Linked DNA regions of Mus musculus: region 2 is linked to region 1. The links are chromatin loops, found by intact Hi-C in ENCODE. Cell type or tissue: gastrocnemius. All regions are shown on one strand. Each heading gives the region's core, and the rest is flanking DNA. Links, peaks and the distances in the headings are about the cores only.

Region 1 (2,924 bases), core at 288-2,787:
TCAGAAAGTAGTTATGATTTCTTTTACATCATCTTCAGAACACCCGTAGTCCCCTGCCTATGCTGAGCCCACCCAAAGCCCATTCTTCTGTACAATACATTTTTTCTCTAGCACGCTGTTGTCAGCAGTCTGTTTCCTTCTTTTATCCTTTTTGCTGAACTCTTATGGCTGTGTTTACTAATATGTCTTGGTGGTCACGTAGAACTATTATAACTGAAAACTTCACAGGTGCCATACTTGTCTCAACAACAACAACAACCTGCCACCTGTAAATGAACAGGTGCCATGACTTTTGAAAAATAAAACGCACATTATCACTGCGTTGGTTGCAATGATAAGGCAGTAGGGTCTATATTCACAGTGACAAGATTTTTAAATTTTACTTATTCGTGTGTATGTATCTGAGTGTGTGTGTGTGTGTGTGTGTTGTGTGTAGATATATATGTTGGTGTGCATGTGTGTAATGTATACATGTGTGATATTTGGGGTGTGTGTGTGTGTGTGTGTGTGTGTGCTTGCTTTCTACCCATGGAAGCCAGAAGAGGGCATTGGATTCTATGGAGATGAAGTTACAAGCAACTGTGAACCACTCAACATGGATGTTGGCAATTGAACATGGTGCTTCTGCAAGAGTAGTCGGCATGTTTCAACTCTGAACCATCTCTCCAGGAGAAGTGATTTTAATGGAAGAGAATGGCTGAGGTAGTTAACCATCCCACAGTCGACACCCTCACATGATATTTACATAGACTTGGATCAATAATTAAAACACATGTAACTTCACTTCGAATAAATCCACCCTCTAAAAAGCTTATGATTACTTACACCCGAAGCTCAGAGTTGCCTCCGTGCTCCTGACCATTCCGTAGTTGTTGGATGCCAGGCAGTAGTACACCCCAGCGTCTTTCTGTTTGTCCGGGTTGTTGATAACAAGGTTTCCTCCGACCATACTGTACCGATCGTTTGTCAGGTCCACGTCCCCGTTATTCATTCTCCATCTAGAGAAAAAGACGTTAGTGTTACACTGAAACTCGTAAGTCTGGGAACTGTCGGGCTAACTTTACTCTGAAGTAATTCAAGTACGGTTCTCTGTGAAGGGAGATGATCATGTACACGAATCGACGGGGTTTCTAAATGATCGAGGATCCCGAGTATTTTGAAACATGAATAATGATTTAGCTAAGGTGGCAAAATGTGCAAACTCCCAACACTTTCCCACATCTTAAATGAAGAAGTATCCTAAAGGAAAATGGGTTATTGAATTCTATTCCTAAGATTGACTTCATGTATTCCAGAGATGAAGTTCATTATTTAGACATGAGCATACTTGATAGCCATATTCTGCTAGGTAGTTTCACAGGCACCTAGATACCTTGCATAAAATATTAAGACATATCTCGAGCAAAATTAAAATAAGAAGTATGAGTATCTGGCTAAGTAGCACAGCGATTTTTCAATAAAACTAAAGGAGACGGGCTGTGTGGTCAGCCATTAACACGCGTTGACCACTAGAGGGAGATCACGCAGTTTAAAATTGCTCTACTGGGTCTTAATCCAAACCACAAATGAAGTGGTAAATTCAAATTTTCTTCATCCTCAAGATATTATTTAGTGGTGCCTTTTCATATTATTGAGGGGCAACTTTTGTTGAAAGCATTTTCATCCACTGTATATTTGTATGTGTAACAGTGTCAATGAAAAATATCGTGGCTAACAACACTACTCTAGGAAGGAGACATTATTTAAAGTGGAATTCTGCCTTTTCTGAGTGAGTTGGAGAGAAGAATGCATGTAAAAAGACGTTTCACTTATGATTATAGTAAAAAAATTTTTTTTACAATTATGCTGTGCCGTGCCAGGGTCTATCTGTTTAAGCAATGTCCCAGGAAAAACATCAGATAAAAGTCCTGACCTTGAAGATCAGGGGGGCAGCTGTGGCTAGTTTCCAGATGCCAAATACATTCCTGATACAAGTGAAAGTAATGAAAAAACTGCATGACTTCAGAGTGTGTTTGTAAGTCAGGTCCCTAGGACATTTCCCTGTTATAATCCTTATGGGCTAAGAGCTCATTTCAAAAGCAAGAACACACAGCGTTCGTTCCGTTCTTGCTTGCTGCAATCACTCCAAATCACCTGCTTTGATTTCAGCAGGGCCAGTCTTGCCCTGGGCATGTGGAAGTGGTTTGGGGTGATCATCCCACAGGTTTCCTGGTCAGGCAACTTCAATGGTCGCGATTCTCCCCTGCTTTATTGGGTCCAAGTTGTGTTAATTACTTTGACTTCCTGTGGCTGGGGTTGTTTAGGGAATCATAATTTTATGCCTTGCTGTGTTTGGATAAATTCATGGTCTATTTTCAGAAATGTGTGTTGAGACCACTGGGCCTTCAGATAAGCTTTTATTGCAGCGCTCGCTTCTTGGGGGCGGAGAGTGGGAAAAAGTGTGTCAAGGCTGATGAGGGGCAAAGAAAATTCCTTGTTGTACCTCTCACCTTTCAGAAGGCCACCATGAATAATCCATCACCACAGAACACGCTCCAGATATAAAACTACTGTGCGAAGGACACAGTGAGTGATTACTGTGGACAGTATGGTTTCTTCTGTCATTCACAACATTTGAAAATCATCCTTTCTACCCAAACAAGTCTCTCATCTTCTCTTCCCCTTTATGCTTTTATATTGCAGTCTGATGCAGCTGCCTCTTTCAGGATTAAACGTCTACTTGGCGCCCCCAGCTCCCTATATTAATATACGGACAGTCAAGCCAGATCAAGCTGGGCTTTAGTTTGGCTAAAACCTGTTGGGTGGAGGGGGGGCATATTTTGCATTCATACAGCCTCTGTGCGGAGAAGGTCCATACCCCTGCCCATGCCATGTTCCTAGAAACACTGAGCACACACAGCACCTGCTGAATGGTTGCTTCCAAG
Region 2 (2,924 bases), core at 152-2,651, 260 kb after region 1:
CACCTATCTCAGATGTCACAAACATGCCCTCTCTCTCTCTCTCTCTTTCTCTCTCTCTCTCTCTCTCTCTCTCTCTCTCTCTCTCTCTCTCTCTCTCTCTCTCTTTCCCACACACAAAAAATAATATTTTTAAATTCTTATAGAAACAAAAACAATCTTTACCCTAGCCTAAGGGACAGTGAAGGGCAGAAAAGCATCCTGGAGATGCTTTATTTGAAATGAGTTGTGAAAAATAAGTGAAATCCTGTCAGGTAAAAAGGCAGATTATTAAAGGCTTTTTGCAATCTAAGTGCTGAGTTCTGACAGAAGGTAATGGTCTCAAAGACTAAGAAAATCACCACAGATGTGACCGAATCTCCATCAGGAGCACCCGAGACAGCCACGAATGCTTTTGGTTTTTTGTTTGTTTGTTTGGTTGGTTGGTTGGTTTCGTTTTAACTTTTGACCTCCATTGGTAACAAGTGAATTAATTAACTTTCAAATATAAATTTTATCATATGCTATTTATATTAAAACACTTAGGTTGAAATTGAGTATTTTCTTGGAAAGGAAACCTATTCTTTTTAATGACATAAATCTGTGAATTTGAATTATTTTTTCTTTTTTCTAGACAGCTTATTACCCAGGGGAATTTTCACATTGAATCTGTAAACTGGCGGTGGAGGTTGGGAGCTAGCTCAGTGAGTAACAGCACTTGGTGTTCACACATGAAGCTCTGAGTTCAAATCTCCAGCATCCATGTTAAAAAACAAAACAAAACAAAACAAAACAAAACAAAACAAAACAAAACAAAACAAAACAAAACAAAATAGACACCGATGCAAATACCTGAAACCCTAGGATAAGAGGGAGGAGACAGGCAGATGACAGCTCATTGGCAGACAGCCTAGCTTAAACTGTGAGCTTCAGACTCAGGAAGAGACCCTGTCTCAAATGAACAAGACAAAGAGTAATACTGGAAAAAACACCAGGCACCCTCCTCTGGCTTCTGCTTATTTATAAATGAATGTATAAGCCCCCATATAAAAAGGTATGCAACATAAACGTGCGTGCGCACAAACACACACACACACACACCACCCCCAAATAAACAAGTAAATAAGTAAAAATAAACACCAACCGGAAATAAGCTGATGGATTGATGGATACTTTAGTCTGTCGGGAAACTGGTCATAGTCTGATAATTTAAATGAGGACAAAACTAAGAGCCATGTAAGTGTTGCGAGAGGAGGTGACTCTTTGCTGCCACCTGGTGGCAGTCCGTTTTGCCACTGGACCCTCTTCCGAGCCTAATTTTAGATCTCCCTGAGGCTTTTAAGCCTCCAGAAACTACAATGAAACAATTTCCAGAGAAGGGTGCGCCTCCCACCTGACTGGGGCCACTACAGCGTTTGAGATGTCCAACGCTTTTCGCTACTTCTTTAGCAGCTAAGAGATGGGAAGACAACAGGATTAATCCATTATGGTAGATAACGGAGTCTAAGACGTGGAATTGAGAAGAAACTCGTGTTCCTGAACAGAACTCAGGACTGTTTCTTCGGAAACCGTCCCGATCACTAGGACTTCTTAGTCCGTTTTCTCGAACCGCTCCCTTGTACAAACAAATATGGCCTTTGAACCACTAGTCTACACACTCGTTTAAGAAGTGAATGGGACAAAAAGCACCAAACAGACTTGGGACGCACATCCCAGTGAGGACAGAAATATACATACGAGATCCTCTGAGTGTTGTAAATTATAATTGACATTCAGGAAGCAGGTGTGAGCGGCATGCCAGTGAGAGGACATCAAAGGATGAGGTGAGGGTGGCCTCCTGAGGACATGCACTTGAGATCTAAGGGAAGAAGATGTGCCAGTCACACAGGATTTAGCATGACCGTATTTGAGAGAAGTGTAAAGGCAGTAAGATGGCTAAGCCTGGACCACTCGATGTACACTATAGTTTCTACTTTAGTGGATTGAGGTTTCTAAGGCAAGGCAGTGGAAGATGAAGCTAGACCTAGGTAGTATTGGTTCCTGGGGCCTCTCAAAGGGAGATTAGAATTTGTTGTAAGTACAATGAATAAACATCGTCACGATTTGGGCAAAAGAATACCAGGCAATTTACATATTAAGTTTACTTCCTGGTAGCAAACAAGGCATTAAAACAAGACCACAAAGAAATAGATTTTATGAGCCACTGCGATCTCAGAAAACGTAGCTGGACAGACATTGGCAGGCTTCGAGGCCACTGATGACAGATATAGGTTGGATCGGTTGTGGACTCAAACTCCTGTTTTAGAAAGGGATTCATTTGGAAGAAAGGTATTTCTTTCTTGTCAAAAGAAGAAATCTGAGCTCCGCCTCTGCCCTGACTGGGTACCTGACATTCCAGGCTCCAAAACCATTACATCACTCTTTTCTTACAGTGGTTCTCAACCTTCCTGATGCTGTGACCATCTGACATAGTTTCTCATGTTCATCACCCTTCCCTGCAGGGGTCCTCAAGTTTCCTGATGCTGTGACCAGTTGATACAGTTGATACAGTTACTCATGTTGTGGTGACCCCCCCCCCATAAAATTATTTTTGTTGCTACTTTATAACTGCAATTTTGCTGCTGTGATGAATTATAATGTAATTATACATGTTTCCAATGGTCTTTGGGGGTCACGACCTGCACGTTGAAAACCCCTGCCCAAGAGTGACCATAGAGGACCCAGACAATCACCTGACTGGGAGACCACCCATCAGAAGAGAGGCTCATGGAGGGCATCCCCTAATGTGATGGAGAGAATAATTCTCTCGTTCTGTTATGAGATAATGTACCTATTCCCCAAGCAGCCCCTCCGTCCATGCAACTGCTACAGAGCTCCACTGCTGTTCTTACTCAATAACCATAACTTTTCCTATCCTCTCTTCCTTTCTCTTCCATGGATATCAGCCC

What was found. Peaks named below come from ENCODE experiments on the same cell type or tissue, not always from the same donor. Only the 100,000 strongest peaks of a DNase experiment are listed, where the experiment ranks them.
Region 2: it touches region 1 in a loop (18-fold over the local background); 29 of 42 quality-filtered maps call a loop at or near these places.

Annotation. Positions count from the first base shown.
Region 1 is chr15:92,230,175-92,233,098 of GRCm38, reverse strand. It overlaps Cntn1 (contactin 1), which reads right to left. Exons shown (of 24, transcript NM_001159648.1): 5 at 826-998. Among named protein-coding and RNA genes, the nearest start is that of Gm36901, 31 kb to the right of the region's middle. In gastrocnemius, for the core only: a CTCF peak has its summit at 1,513 (motif pointing right); a DNase peak (open chromatin) is centred at 1,508.
Region 2 is chr15:91,967,904-91,970,827 of GRCm38, reverse strand. No RefSeq gene overlaps it. Among named protein-coding and RNA genes, the nearest start is that of Cntn1, 82 kb to the left of the region's middle. In gastrocnemius, for the core only: a CTCF peak has its summit at 1,251 (motif pointing left); a DNase peak (open chromatin) is centred at 1,252.